Linked DNA regions of Mus musculus: region 1 is linked to region 2. A link is a loop called in an ENCODE intact Hi-C map of the cell type or tissue named here. Cell type or tissue: gastrocnemius. All regions are shown on one strand.

Region 1 (8,000 bases), 150 kb before region 2:
ACTGGGAGTTAAACTGGAGCTCCCCCAATGGATCCACATCACCCACAAGGCAGCCCACTGTGGGGAATCCAGATGCCTGGGTACTGGTACGAACTTCCTCATTTCTAACGTTTCTGGTAACCTCCATCTTTATTTCCGTTTACCCACCCACCGCTTTTTAAGTTTTCCCTGTTGGCTGCCAACAGGGTCCATGGTAACATGGTCCTATGGGCACTTTTTCTCCTGGGTCATTCATTTTTACTCCCAAATACTTAAGCCACGTTTAGTGTCCCATTCCTACCTTCTCAGGCAAGGGTCCTCTGGATGCCTCCAGCAGGACTCCAGGAAGTTCCAGGGTCACTAGATATTTCCCAGGTGGCCCGTGTGCTAAGAGTTGGCCAGGTGCCTTGGCCCCTCTCAGCCAGGCCAACTGTGAGAAGACAACACAGACCATGTACGCCATTTGCTAAGCTTGTTTCTGTAACTAGGTGCAATCTGTCATTCAGCTGAGTGAAGTTCCCAGCAACATCACAACATAGTGATCATCCATAAATGATATATAAAAGATGATTTTTAAACTCCAAGTAAGTGATTTCTATATTGATTCCACCTTGAGTAGACTATCCCATAGGAATGCATTCATTAACAGACTGTGAGGTATCATCTACCACACATCTTAGCTCACCCAGCCCTGCTACCCAGGGTTGGGCATGACCACATGCAACTCCACATGGGAGGAAGCTGGCAAGGATGGACCTGGGATACCAGGGTAGGTCAGCCTGACCATACCATCCCTACAGAGTCTTTAATCTAAGCCTCAGAGTCTCTATTTTCCAAACTGTGGGCATGCCTTGTGGTTCATTCAAAGACAACCACAAGTAGCTACTGATGGGCCAAGTCAGGATGGCTTCATGATCAACACCATGGCCTTCAGCATCACACTGGCTGGCTTCAATCCCCCAGGCGACTTGCCCACTAGTGATCTGTGGGTGTCCTGCCTCGTACACGCAGGAAATTCTGGACAGCACTATATCCAGAATGTAACGATTTTTGCCCTTGGACTTGAGACCTAGTGCGAGAGGTCAGTCCCTCTTGGAGAAGGCAGGAGTGCCTTCTATGACCGTCCATCAACAAACTCAGAGCAGGCTCTTGCTCTCTGTCCTGGGCAGATTATTTGTAATATGCACAATAGAGACTCTGCCTGAGGTCTGATTGGTACAGATCTAAACATCTCTCCTGTTATCCACCTCTGCCTCCAGGCACTTCTCTCAGCCGCATGCTGCACTCTCTGGGATTCTACATTTGACCTTCCTTTGGGTTCTGAATGCTCCTGTAACAAATAGCCAGACAGCGTATTGACCTACACCCTGCCTAGCCTCTCTGCCACGGTGTCAGCATTGTGTTGAGATGTGGATATGTGTTTTCTCTGGAGGGGGTTGGCTGGCATGCCCTACACAGGGAGACACCAGAGAATGACTCATCAGCCCAACAGCACCAACCTTTCAAGCCTCAGGAATCTCTTGAGCTGGTGGCTAAGTGATTGACAGATGAAAATCAGCCGTGACAGGGATGTTTTCAGCAGGGGCAGTAGATGCTAGGATACAGGGCTTTTCCTGTTGGCATGCAGATTAAGTACCAGCCAGTACATCACTAGGTACATGGCTCTGGCTTTAGCCAGCTGATTTCACTGGACACCAGGAGTCTCAGGTAAAGGATCCAAAAGGCAGTGACAAGCCAGGATCTGCCACTGCAGCAGCATCTGGATACATTGGCAACATCTGTGGGAGCAGGGAACGGTGCTCAGGGGTGCTGGAACCAGCTGCTATTTCCTAGTATCTCTGACTAGGTCTTCCTTCAGCTTGATTTCCTTTGTTTCCTGCCCAGTTTTTAAAGCCTCTTCTGCCTTCTTGTCAGTTCCAAACTGTCCCTTTCTGCCCTGCTAGCCAGAACCAGTTCCTACTAAGAGTCTCTGCCTTGTAGAGATGCTTAATTATTTGATAGTACATCTGGACATAGAGAACCCTCCCATTTTGCTTCCTTAAGACGAAGGGCTATGCTCATTTGCATAGTAAACCTATATGGAGTACCTACAGGCTGTGTGCTATGGCAGACCTAGTGTCAGGACATGTAGCTGACTAGGAAAAGCATGTCTCTGTCCTTGGGAACTTATTGAACTAAAAGAAGGCCAACATCAAACAACTAATTATGGAATTAATTCTTCACTGGGTCCTCCCATCAGCACTGGGTGACGCCAAACTATAGGTAAATATTTGAATCCCACAGAGGATACAAAGGAAACATGGAAACCGGAGACACCGCTCATGTCTCCCTTCCAAAGTCATCAGTTCAGCTGGCAATAGAGCCGAGAGCTTATGTAACTAAGAAACCATCCCACGCAAGTTCCCACACCAGAGGGACACGGGGGTCGTTAGTGTCCAATTCGGGGGATCAGGGAAGACTTTGTGGGGGATTTATTCACGGCCTTGACAGTGGATCACAAAGAGCTCAGCAATGAAGGAAGAAAGCATCCCTGTAAAATTAGCCACCTAAAGTTCCGCCACCCACCAAGGCCCACAGTTTAGTGCTGCCATGAGTCCCCTCTGAACAGCCACAGGACAAGATCCACTTATACACGCTGTTGACTCCCTGCTGTGTCCATTTAACAGTGTGTGGTGGATATTTGGCCTCTGACAATTATTCCTAGTCTACATCCCATTTAAGCAGCCAAAGACGATTCCATTACATGGGTGTACAGTAAACGAATCAAATCCCTATTAATGAACATTTAGGGTTTGGGTCAAGGGTATATACACTCTGGAACCCCAAGGCCTGAGCCTGAATCCAGTTAGTGACCTGGCTGGGTGGTAGGAGGAAGGCTGTGTTTCTGAAGGCGTGGTCCTTCCCCGTAGCAGAGGTACCTGCAGATGGTAATGATGTGGGATATTCAGAACAGTGGTTAGCACCCAGGGAGCGCTCAATCAAGGCTCGGATCGGACAGGCTATAAGCACTCTGTCATCCTGACCAAAGTGTTGGTTTGCTCCCCTCTGTTTCATCACTCAAAACACCCAAAGTGCACACAGTCAAAAAGCACATACATGAGCGCAATCATCTAGTCACCACTGTGATCGGTAAGAGGTAGTGAACGAGGAGAGCCTCTGACTCCTTCCTGGAACCCATCAGGACCCTCCCGTTATCCACAAACCATCTAGTGAGGTTTCTTGATTTGCCTTCTGGGTGGCCTTCTGGAATCTAAAGCAAGAGGAGCATTCATAACAAGTCAAGTCAGACGCTTTCACTACGATTTCAAGGAGGGGAAGCTGGAGTCGAGGCCATGTTTGAAAATATAGGTCAAATCTTGGTTTCTGTGGTTACTGAACACTGTCAGCCACTGTGACTCCCTCTGTGTGGGTGATGCCAAGGTTCAGAGGTCTGACAGCCCTGTCTAGCTCCTCTACAAGTGTCACCTCTCTCGCCCCTCCCCAAGGTCTGAGGCTTCTCTCAGCCCTACTGACCCCCAGGCCCGAGGGTCCTGAGCTTGGGCAACACCCAGGAGTAAGCTACTGCAGGTACCTTGCTCTTCATGCCTGAGGTTGGGGGCGGGGTGCTGGGACTGCTGCTGCTGAAGTTCGGGATGTCTCCATACCCCTGCAGTTCTACCCACTAGTCTGCTGCTGCATGTGGGGACTGCCGGGGAGCAGGGAGGAGGCCATGTGGGGAGGGAACAATGTAGTGGGTTGTTTAGCTGACTGTCAGCCTCGTTCTGGGATCCTCCTTTCCACGCCCCTTGGCTTAACCGCCACAGGCACAGCTCACAGAGGCAAGAGCCCCCTTATTTGGTCTTGGAAAGAAAGGGGAAAGGTTATCCTCGGATGCCTGCGGCGTTGGGTCATCAGCCCGCAGTTGCTGGCCCGCACCCGCGGGTGCAGTTCAGTCTCCCACCGGCAGGTGGCGGCACCGCGCAGGGTCTGGGGAGATGGCCAGCTGGTAAACAACCCGCAGGATCCAATGCCCTAGGGTGGGGACCCGCCCGGATGGGGGTGGGCGCCTTATGAGTCCGCACGTGGACAGTGATGCGGAGGGAGAAGCTAAGCTTCAGAGGAAGGGAATGGGGAGGAAAGAGCCCAATACCTTGTTTGTGGGAGAGTCAAGCTTCCCGAATTGCTCTGGCTGTAGGGTGTGACTTTGCCTTGATGGATTTCACGTGAGCGGCTGGAGAGTGCGCTGTGCCAGGCGGGAATCTGCTTCAAAGTCACCCACGCGGGTTCAGGGGACTCGAATCTCTGGATGTGTGTCAGTAAGGCACCGTGTGGGGCTCTGCACCAGCTGGGAGATTCGCTTTCTTGCCCATCCTTTTTCCTCTCAATCTCCTCTCTACCCCCCCCCCCCCGCCTCCTCCTTGCTCTTCCTGCCTCTCCGTGAGCCTGGGGGTGTGAAGCGACCCACTTTCCTCCTTGTGGCCCGAAGAGTTTTTAAGTTCGAACCGCCACGTGGCTGGTTCCTTTCCTACACCTTCCTGCAAGAGAACAATTGCCACCATTTTATCTTGAGGTTAGAAAGGCTCTGGTCACCCCAACAGTAATGGACAATGCTGGTTCCCCAAAGCCAATGTTTGTTTCAGTGATTGAGAACTGCCACACACACACACACACACACACACACACACACACACACACACACACACACACGCACGCACGCACGCACGCCCCCCACCCCCACCCTTGCCGCCGCCCCTTCCAGTGACTCCTCCAGGTAAAGCCCAGGGGTATCACAGGGAGCTGGCAGGGCATAGTGGCCTCCCAACACTTTAACACTTGCCTTTCATCCCAGCACTCAGGAAGCAGGGGGCTTAGTGAGTTTGAGCCTAGAGGGCCAGTCAGGGCTATATAATTACATTCTGTCTCAAAACAAAAACAAAAACAAAAACAAAACGCCAAGATTTGGGCTGTAGTGGTTAAGAACACTTGCAGCTCTTGTAGGTGACCCAGGCTGGATTCCCAGCATACACAAGGTGATTCTCCACCATCTGCAACTCCAGTTCCAAGCGATGTCTTCTTCCAATCGCCTCAGGTGCCAAGCATGCATGTGGTGCCCATACATACATGGAGGCAAAGCATAAAATGGGTAAATTGCATTCAAAACAGAGCACAGAGACGTTTTAAAGATGGATCAACAGTAGACCCTCTTCCTGGACTTTCACTGACCTCCAAAATGGCTCCTAGGTGGTCAGTCTGCAGCACCGGTTCTTGTTGCTTGGTTGTTGATGGCTCCAAAGAGAAGCCGACAAGTCTAAGCTCTTCCCCATCTGCCTCCTGACAGGGACCCTAATGACCTCCCACTTTGGGTTTCTTCACCTGGGAAGACATCAGTTTTCTGAGTCACACAATTATGGACAACTTTTGAAAATTATTGGGGTGACAGGTTCATGCTTGCCTTACATCCTACGGTACCTGGTTGCATTTCTTTGTATGTGTTGCATGTATATATGTGGGGACATGTTCTAGTGGAGGGCAGTGGACAAGTTCAGTTTCCTTTCTCAGGCGCTGCCCACCTATATTCCCTTAGGTTGATCAGCAAGCCCCAGCAGTCTGTCTGTCTGTCCCCCAGTGCTGGGATTATACAGCAATCTCACACATTGAGATTTTCCTTCTTCCTCTTCTGCTTCTTCCCCTTCCTCTCTTTTATCTTAAAGTCTGTGCGAACAAGATTAAATCCAAGGAACATCTTTATTTTCCGTGAGACAGTTTTGAAGCTGTTCCTATTAATTTGGGTGGGTTCCTGGTTTCTAAGAATTCACTCAGCATGCCACATAGTAAGTGCGTGCGTGTGTGGGGAGTTCCCGAAAGGCTATCCAGGAACAGGCTGCTCCACAGTCTTTGTTTTATTGGTTACAGTCATTCAAAACTCCACTGATAGCCAGATGGTTCACCAAACCTCCAATTGCACAGGCTCGTGACTGCCTTCAGTGGCCTCTGTGGCATTTCTGTTTTATGTCACAGGAGGTCAGCCTGGCTCTCCTTGAAGGATCCTCTGCTCCTCTCTGGAGCCAGCTTGAATGACAGCACTCTCACTGGCTGTCTAGGTTGGTTGTGACATCCCAGAACCCAGTCCCTATATCAGGAGCAGTTGTGGTTTGCCTGCACCATGACAGCATGGCTTGTCCCTTCCTATGTGTGCCGGCCAACTCAAGTGTTGGCTTGTTCTGCTCTTCATTCTGAGGTTGATCCCACCATAAGCTAGTCCTCAAGTCTTGATTTGGTTCTGTTCGGTTGCCTGGATTCTGCCCTCTGTGCATGCCTTGAGGTAGGTTGAATTACCATCCTCTTAAGGATGATCCTTGTTTGGAAGGGCAGTGGTGCCCAGTGATGAACTTGGCGCGTGGGGGATGGGGGGTGGGGCAGCTGCAAAGCCTGAGGTACGCACTTTAAACTTTGTGTGGTAGCTGCTAATGGGGTGCAAGGCTGGTAGCACTGTCCAGCCTATGGGGTGCACAGGATGCCTACCTTCAAGATTTAGTGGAGGAGGAAACATTGTAGCTGCCCAAGGGTATCCTGACTGCCTTTCATCTGCTTAGATCCCTACAGCCACACAGAGCCCCCCTTTAGGCCCAGGTTGTCAGAATTCATCCTTTGCAAAAGACGGAAATCCAGCCCACGCTTGTTTATGCAAATAAAGGCATTTAATTGTCTCAAGAAAAAGACAGTGGAGATGTCCATTTCACGTACAGCTTCATCTAGCAGATTAACAACACCGTTTCAATTACCCTTATCCTTAGCTCAGCTGGGGTGACTTCATTCTCAGGTTGGCACCCTCACTGGCCCTTGATCATCCTTCATTGGCCAGCCCCAATAAGCCTTAAGAAACTTGAGTTCCTGAAGGGAAATCATGGGGGAACATGTGTGAGTGTGTGTGTGTGTGTGTGTGTGTGTGTATCTCCCTTCCTCTGTGCTATCAATCAAAAGACAGAAAACTTGAATGGGGAACAGTCCTGTCATGAGGGGTCCCTAGCAATCAGCCTGGCTGGGAAGGGATAAGTTGAACTGTGTCCCATTCACCCAGGGGACCAGCTTCAATGACAGAAGGAAACATTGCTGTCTAAGTTGTAGAGATGGCTCACTGGATAAAGCCTATGTTACTCAAACATGAGAACCTCAGTAGGATCCCAGCATCCATGTGAGAAGCAACGTGTAGACACAGACACTAGTAACCCCAAGTCCTACTGGGAGCAGGACAGAGGGGTCAGTAGGGCTTCCCGGCCACCACCATAACTCAAAGTTCAGTAAGAGACCTTATCTGAAAATAATAATGGTTAGAGTGATGGAGAAAAATACCTGATGTTCTCCTCTGACTTCCAAACCCACATCCATGCACACACACCTACATACATACACATGTGTAGAAAACACACACACCCTGGCTGTCCTAAGAACTCTGTGCCAAGAAGTCTAGAAACCCGCAGGCCCTAAGTGTAGCAAAAGTAATTTAACGGGGCTGGAGAGATGGCTCAGTGGTTAAGAGCACTGACTGCTCTTCCGAAGGTCCTGAGTTCAAATCCCAGCAACCACATGGTGGCTCACAACCATCAGTAACGAGATCTGACGCCCTCTTCTGGTGCATCTGGAGACAGCTACAGTGGACTTAGATATAATAATAAATAAATCTTAAAAAAGAAAAAAGTAATTTAACAATATGATGTATAGTGATTTGAATAGACTAGTTAATAAGATGGCCATAACGATATAATATATACGAATAAGTATAAATGTATAAATATACATAAATGTACCATAGCATAATGGCACATAAGTATATGCGAAAATGCAATAAAGTCTCACTGAACTAGCGGAACTAGGGATCCCTGGGGACCCTTAATGAGAGTCACCACACAAACAACTATAAATAAGACATTACCAATCCACACCAAGGGGCATGCCAGGCTGTGGCCTGGGCTTGGGCACAAGCTGCGTGTTGACTTGTTTCGTGCTCCAATCTGATGCAATTCAAGCTGGTGCCAGAGCAAACA
Region 2 (8,000 bases):
TACACATCTGCTCATTTTCTCACAGATCATCATGCAGGGCATGAATCATGTTCACTTTCAGGTCAGGTACCCTCATGCCAACCTGTGAAGTACTGTGCTTCAGGCAGAGTGCTAACAAAGAAGCCACAGAGTTTCCACCTTGGATCAATAACTGCCCCAATGGTACCTGTTGCTCATAGCCCAGGCCTGGGTTTTTCAGGAACTGTTCTTGATAGTTCACTGAAGAAGGTGTGGAAAGCAGCCCCAGGAGGCTGTTCTCTTGACTGGTTTCATACAAGTGCTCTTTGTAACCTCCACATGGAGGAATATGGCATTTATGACACATGAGCTGGCTATCTGTGAAAACAGAGGAGTCGGTCAATTAGCTGGGTGTGGTGACTCATTCTTGTTAGCCCAAATCAAGGGAGGCTGAGGCAGAAAGATTAGGAGGTCAGTGTGGTCTATGTGACACCATGTTAGAAAGAAAGAAAGTGAGGAGAAAGAAAGACAGAGAAAAGAAAGGAAGAAAAGAAGAAAGAAAGAGAGAAAGAAAGAAAGAAGAGAGAAAGAAAAGAGAGAGAGAAAGAGAGAAAGAGAGAAAGAGAGAAAGAAAGAAAGAAAGAAAGAAAGAAAGAAAGAAAGAAAGAAAGAAAGGAAAGACAGAGAGAGGCAGTGAAACAAAGAGGAAAATCCCAAGTTGAGCACAAACAAATCTCTAATTGTTGTTAGCCAGAGTCACATCATACCTTCGGTGTCCCTAGACTTTTCTGTAGAGACACTGTGATGACTTCCAAACCTGCAGGCCCTTGAGGGAGGTCTCTAACAGAGGTCCTCCTAAAAGATGTTTGTCTGTCTACAGAAACAGCCTGGACAAAGAGATTGGAATTTAGAATTTCTACTAACTCGTATAGAAACAAAAATAGGGAGCTCTGGGTTAAGGTTTTGTTGTTTTTTGTTTTGTTTTGTTTTGTTTTGTTTTGTGTGTGTGTTTCAAGAACAGCTGTAAAATTTTCAACATATATAATGATACACTCTTTCTATATTTAAATCCAGATTCAGTCAGAAATGAATCCATGTATCTAAGGTGCACAGCTGGATGCTTTTGGTGAATGCATTACCCTAGCACAGAAAATCACCTACCTGTTGCCATCAGCCCAGAATGTTCTTTGTCTCATTGCCTTCTGAATTGAAGTTCCTCACTTCCTACCCACCAAGGGCAACCATGAGACTAATTTTGGTTTGGCTTCCTAGATCCGTTTTGCCTGCCCCTGAATTTGACTTGGATGGTCTAATATTGTATATATTCTTTTGTGTCTGGCTTACACATCCTGCTTTTGAGACTTGTCTGTGTATTCACATGGACTAGCAGTTAGCTCCTTTTTAATGCTGGGTAGTATTGTGCTAGATGATTTGTTTATCTATCCTCCTTCATTTGGGTGTTTCCAGAGTTTCGATATAATGAGTAAAGTGGCTACTGGCATGGCCATACTGCTATGTCTGTGAACATTTTCATCACTTTTGGTGCAAAGCTAGGGGCAGAGATGCCAGTGCCTAAGTTTGGTGTGTGTTTTACTTCCCATGAGCTTCCAGTTTGTTTCTCACAGTAGGGATTTTATTAGTGAAGCCGACTGACCTACACAGAACATTCTTTCATTTCATTTTATGATTTATTTTGTCTTAAGGCATTGATAGAGTGTGAGTATACGCTCCTCTGAAATGTGTTCTTCAGTATCAGACTAGTTTACATTGTTTTAGTTTTTCTTAAAAACTATTTCTGAGTTGTTTACAAAACAAATTGAAATCTCTAAGATTGATGTTGGAAAACTTGAGATTTCTCATATATTTTTGTTTAATATTCAATAGATGCAAAAATTCTTGAAACCATAAAATGCAGCTTTGTAAATTCTTCACATTTTCAAGAACTTTCTGTGTGCTCAAAGGGTTCCCCTCTTCTCTCCAAATAAATAAATAAATACCTTCACTCATTCTTCATATTATTTATTTATTTATTTATTTAGCCATGTGCTAATAAATTTTATTGCTCAAAAAAAAAAACCTTTTCATTTTTTCCTTTGTGTTAAAGGCTTCATCAAAAGAGTATCATGCTGTGTGGCTTTCTGAAACTTGAATATGTTTTCTCAACATTCTGTCTGGAAGATCTTACCTGTGATGTCTGAGGCTGTAGTTCACTTCTTCTAAGGGGGGGGGGGACGACTTAGATTTCATTCTGGAAACAGATCACAACATATCTTATTGCATGTGTCAGTCATCTGGGCTGTGCCTTATGTGTTTACCACATACATGGAACATCTTTGGGGAGTCTGGTACATTCAACAGGATAACTGGATCTGAAGCTGTTATCAAGTTAATTTTTTTTCCTTTATTTGAAAACAAGAAACCAATTTCTGCTCAAAAGAGGGAAATGTGTAAGATGTCTGGGGCAAACGGTGTAAAACAAAATGTTTGAGCCACCATCCCTGTAGGTAGAAAGCAAACAGGACTTTGTTTGCAGGGTTGAAGAAAAGTAAGAGTGAGTGGGTAGGCAGGAGATAATCACAGAAGAAAGTGAAAGTCAACATCCTTTTCAAGGTCAAGGTGGAGCCTAAAGGAAAGGAAACTTTCATCCTATCCTTCCCTTAACCTCTCTATCTAAAAGTGGGACAGCATCTTATTGATGTCCTACTACTTTAATAAAACATTTAAAAAAATCCACAGGTATTTTTGGTACCAAGCAAATAAACAACTTAAGGCACTAAAGCAAACCTCTGCTTCCCTTACAAACACCAGCTAGTTATTTCTCTTTGTTCTATATACGTATGTTTGCAGGGGCAAATGTGCAAACATTTTCATAACTAATATTAAAAACATATTGCATTTAAAGATTTTTGTGTGTGTGTTGGACAAACCTAAACAGCATTGCTAAGCTTAATCTACAAGTATGCATCAAAACATTCTGAAATCAAACCTACTGTTATTCCTCTGCATCTGAATTATATGCTGAGAGCACCAGGCTGGAGTTACTAAGGACCCCTTCGGTGCAGGGAATGCTCTGAAGAAATACTTTGATATTAGAAACCTGGATTTGTATTTTTAAATGTTGCATCTAAGTGAAAGTTCTAATGTATTTATTTCTTAACGTTCAGGAACATCTAAAACTGGCACAATTTATTTTAAAAACAAGGCAAGTTTCCGGTAAACAAAACAGCCCTATGTATGTACTTTTCTTTCCTTCCTTCGGAAACGTTCCTTCTATAGAACCGATTCACTGAACGTAGCTCAACATTTCCAAGGGAAAAACTGATTCAGATGATACAGAAAAATATGGGCTTAGTTTCCTTTACGGTAGCTTTTGATTTGTTTTCAGCTCTAAATTTAGTAAAAAAAAAAAAAAAAAAAAAAAAAAAAAATCCCTTATGAAAGATGGGGTGCATATAAATGCAATGCCGAAATCTTTTACTATTTGAGTAATGAAAGAAACCTTTCTTTGCTACAGAACTGGTCCTCTCCACCAACCAGACAGTCCGACTGTTTATAAGACAAACACTTCTATTTGATCCAGACATTCCCAACTCTTATGAGCCATCTTTTTATTTATCGTGGATATCAATTAGCCTGAGTCATGAAGCCCGACCGCATTAAGGGCGACACGTGATCAAATCACTATTTTTAAAAGTCCACGTATTTCAAACTCCTTTCTCTAGCCATTGCTGGTTTCTCCCCCTTTGAGGACCTGGCCTCCGCAGTGTTTGTTCATTAGATGGCAGTCCTGGGAAAGCCTCGTCTTGGGGAAACCTCTCCCCTGGCACAGTTGAGAAAAAACACCGAGGAGACTTGGGCTGGTGCTAGTTTCAAGTCACTTACAGATCAAATGAAGCTAGAGGGACGCGGAGGGGAGGGGGGAATGGAGGCAGGTGCGGGTGGGTTTCTGCAGTGGCCACCGATTCCGGGTGGCGGCCGCACATTCCTAAGACTGGGACCCGAGCCAGACGACGTTGTCCGGGTTAGGGTCCCCGCCCGCAATCCCCTCCCTGGGAAGCCCTCGGACACGCCCCCCAGCTGCGGGTTCCCGCAGCCTGACACGCGCTGCGGTCCTTCTCCGCAGCTGCCCACGTGGTGGAGCACGGACCAGCACGATGCGGTGGAGCGCCCTCAGGGCGGGAGAGGAATGGGGCTGGGAGGCCCGGCTAGCACGACCCAGCCGAGTCGGTCCCCGACTCGGGGCCCCCACATTTCCTCCCCCGGAGGGAGGGAGGCGACATTCCCGGAGCCAGCCCTCCCAGGCTGCGGTCGCGCCCTCTGGCGGCCGCCGCGGAGACGGGTCCTGGGCACGAGGGGCCGCCTGTCTGGGTTCCCTTTCCAGGGCTGGGGGCCCGCGGTGGAATCGCTGTGCTTCGAGAATAGAGCCTCGCGGACCGCACCCTGTCCGCTCCCCGACTGCGCGCAAGCACCGGAACACCCAAGGAGCGCCGCCACGGGCGCCCAAGCCTGGCGTGGAAAGTGCCTTGCGTAGCAGTCTTCAGGGGTCCCCTTTCCCCCAGGTGTGCCCCTCCCGTCGCGTCCGGGCTTTCCACCACACTGCGAAAAAAATGCCGCATGCATGCACTTATTTATTTATTTTGCAACAGCTGCAAGAAACAATGAAGCTTTTTCACGGAGTCGGCCAGCGCGCTCTCCAGCCGCGCTGTTGTTGTTTTCAATGAAGCTCCGAGGCCGCACTCCCCGCCCACCGCGCCCGCAGCCCGCCCGCTCTGCTGCCCGCCCGCCCTGCCGCCGCCCCCCTGGCCACCGAGTCCCACCGGCGCCCCGGGCATTGTTTTTTGGAGTCCTGCGGGAGGGGAGGGTGCGGACAGGGCCGGCCGGCGCAGTGCGGGTGGGGGCGGAAGCGTGGGCGCGCGCGTGGCTCAGTGTGCGCGCGGGGGCCGGCGCGGGTGGAGGCGCGGGGGGCGGTGCCTCCTGGGCCCGGCTCCCCACGCCCGCGCTCCGCTCCGCACGTCCCTGCGATCCCGAACTCCGGCTCTTGGCGCCTGCCGAGTCGGGGCCCGGCCCTCGGCGCGCCGGGACTGCGGCTGTAGCCGCTTGGAGTGTGCGCGCGGGCACGTGTGCGCGGCCCCGAGAGCGCGCGCGTAGAGCCCCCAGTGTGTGGCGGCGGCGGCGGCGGCGCGGTGAGGCTGAGGTTCTTGTTTACCAGCATTAACTCCGCTGAGCGGAAAAAAAAAGGAGGGGGGGGGGGAACCGAGGAGGAGCGAGCGCACCGGGCGAACTCGAGAGAGGCGAGCGACAGGGAAGCTGCCTGCGAGCCTGTCCCGGCGCGCCCGGCGCTCGCAGACCCTCGGCCCCGCTCTCCGGACCCTCCACGCCTCTCCCCGTGCCTGCGAGAGCTCCACGGCACGCGGCGTGCTCGGCTTTGACCTTCAGCGAGCCGGAGCCCCCGCGCACGGAGTCGGCGGCGGGCGGGGGCCGACGCGGGGCGGCGGGAGCGCTGAGCGCTGCGCGGCCGCCGCTTTGTGTGTGTCCTGGATTTGGGAAGGAGCTCGCGGCGGCGGCGCTGAGGGAGGAGGCGGCGGCGAGCGGAGCCCAGAGGAGGAGGAGGAGCCGGAGGAGGGGGAACCGCTCATTCATTTCCACTCCGCATTTCTGCCCCTCGCCGGCCTCGCCCGCGCCCGGGACTTCGGACCAGTCTCGCCAACTGCGTCGCGCTCTCCCGCCGCGTAGGCTCCGGTGGTCGTTCCCTCCGGGGATCGGGTGGCGTTTGTCCTCGCCTGCGGCGATTTGGGCTTTGCTCCTCTTTCTGTACAGTTTTCCTCCTTCTTCTGCATCTCTGCGTTTGCAAATGGAGGCCGACGACGCCGACAGCCCGCCCCGGCGCGCCCCGGCTTCCCGACTCCGCCGCCCCGTGGGCCGCTGCTGCCGGCGCTGAGGGGCCGCCCCGCGCCACCCTCCTTGTCCACGCCGCTTTCCGAGGATCGTCGCCTGCGCTCTTGTTTTTGGACGAGAGTGAGGACTGAGTTGGAGACTTTTTTTTTCTTTTTTTCTTTTCTTTTTTTTTTTTTTTTCTATTTTTGAGAAAAGGGAATTTCGTCCCAAATAAAAGGAATGAAGTCTGGCTCCGGAGGAGGGTCCCCGACCTCGCTGTGGGGGCTCGTGTTTCTCTCCGCCGCGCTCTCTCTCTGGCCGACGAGTGGAGAAAGTGAGTATTTGCCCGCCGCCCGCGGCCACTGCGGGAACTTTTCCTCCGAGGGGCTGCGCCCTGTTTGGGAAAACCCAGTTGCCACGGGCGCAGCTGTCGGACTTCGGGGCTCGGGAGTGGAGGGTGGGGCTCTCTCGGAAGGCCGGAGTAGAGCAGGGCCCGAGAGTTCACGACTCAGGAGCTCCTAGAGCCCTAGCTCAGCGCATCTGCGCGCGGGAAGGGCCTTAGGGCTTTCTCTTTCGCTGTCCGGGGAGCGCTGTCCCGCACGCGGCCTGGTGGGTGGGCAGTGCCTTCTCGCTGGCGGGTCAGGGGCAGCCCCCGCGTAGGCGCTTGGTGGGGAAGTTGGCGTCTGGGTGGCCTCGGGAACCCCGCTACTCTCGCCCCCCCCCCTCCGGGGCGCTCCACTTGGCACCCCAGCGCCCATCCCGCGCAGCTCACCATGACAGCACCCTTGGAGGCTCCACGGGTGGTTGCTGGGGTAGACCTAGTGCTCCGTGGCGGCAATTCGGAGCCTCCTACCCTGCGGGGTGTAAGTTGTTCTTGAGGGGGAGATACAGGATGGTTGGAAGCCTCGCGGCCCCAGGACACGTTTCCAAACATCAGGGCGCAGCCTCCTATCACCCAACTTGTTGGGCCCATCGACCCCCTCAGGTTCTTGGCCTTTCGCTTCTCTGGAGCCTGTGGGCGTCTACCCACCTACCCCAAGGCTTGATAACTTGGACAGTCCAGTGTGGCCTTGGGGTGCAGGGTGTGCCCACCATTTTCCTCTAGGAAAGTGTGAACTTGGGACTTTCTTCGTGGGGGGAGGGTTGGATGATCCTCGGCTTAGGGGCTCTCAGTTTCTATCCAGCTCTGGACACTTTTTTCCCAGAGCGTCTTAGTAAGAGGAGATAGGTACGTCCACCCTTGTGCAGAGTCGACGTGCTTTTCCACACACACGTGTTCAGCGCGGATTTAGGTGCATCCACAGCCACACGACCGCGAGGGGAGAACCGGACTCCCAGCCTGGGGGAGAGATGTGTGCGGTGGGTTGAGCTGCGACGGGATCTGTAGTGTGGTAGTGGACGGGTGGTTGTTTTGTTTTGCGAGCGCGGAGCCCTGGCCTTGGTTTTGTTGTGGCCAAAGTTGTGGTGCACTGCCAACACCTCCCCCCCCCCCCCCCCCGCTCTGCACTTCCTTTGTACATACTTAATAAGCAGTATCGCTCATGCTTGCTATCGCTTGCAATCTGATAGCTTTTGTTTTGGTGGTGTCGGGTAGGAGTAGGTGGTGGTGGGGGGTGTCTCTGGGAATGAGAACTCTCCACAGTGTATGCGGGCAGGAGGAGGAGGAGGGGGTTTTGTTCTCGAGAAAAACAGTGTGGCATACTGGTGCTTTAGAGATGGTAGAGTAATTTGAACGCGATTAAAAGTTTAAATGCAGTCTCCGAGTAGGGGCTGGGGAAGTGAGGGCGTGCGGATGAGTAATGTTTGCAGAATGTATGCAGGTGGTGCCTATTAACTTCGAAAAATCACGACCTAGCCTTGAGTTGGGGTGGGGGGGGGGTGTGACACGATGGAGCCTGCTAGGGACCCTACCGCTGCCGTAGTTCACAAAGGCTGTTTCTATAAACAAACCCTTGAGCCTCTTTTAAGAAATATCTATGATGGAGTCCGAGTAGTTCTTAAAAGAACTATAGCTATAGTAAGACTAGAGAAAGACTCGCAGACTATGGCCGACCTCACAAATCTGGGCTCTCCTGCCCTTTGTTTTCCAAACTTTGAGCACACTGGATTGGGTGAAAGGCGGTTAGATGGTGTTTGGGGGCAGGGAAGATTTCTAGCCTTTAAGGACT

Evidence for each region. A loop is a pair of places that touch in the nucleus more often than their neighbours do. Peaks named below come from ENCODE experiments on the same cell type or tissue, not always from the same donor. Only the 100,000 strongest peaks of a DNase experiment are listed, where the experiment ranks them.
Region 1: a loop joins it to region 2, with 7 times the contacts of the local background. A loop is called at or near these places in 35 of 42 quality-filtered maps.

Annotation. Positions count from the first base shown.
Region 1 is chr7:67,799,815-67,807,814 of GRCm38, forward strand. 4833412C05Rik (RIKEN cDNA 4833412C05 gene) reads right to left here and starts at 3,682. Exons shown (of 3, transcript NR_045954.1): 1 at 3,551-3,682. It overlaps Gm34350 (a long non-coding RNA gene), which reads left to right and starts at 3,375. Exons shown (of 3, transcript XR_391567.3): 1 at 3,375-3,546. In gastrocnemius, a CTCF peak has its summit at 5,937; DNase peaks (open chromatin) are centred at 3,570 and 3,935; H3K4me3 peaks cover 1,123 bases; H3K27ac peaks cover 1,115 bases.
Region 2 is chr7:67,946,787-67,954,786 of GRCm38, forward strand. It overlaps Igf1r (insulin-like growth factor I receptor), which reads left to right and starts at 5,471. Exons shown (of 21, transcript NM_010513.2): 1 at 5,471-6,166. The coding sequence starts at 6,073. In gastrocnemius, CTCF peaks have their summits at 4,281 (motif pointing left) and 6,173; DNase peaks (open chromatin) are centred at 4,032, 4,264, 5,006, 5,510 and 4 more places; H3K4me3 peaks cover 4,846 bases; H3K27ac peaks cover 4,320 bases.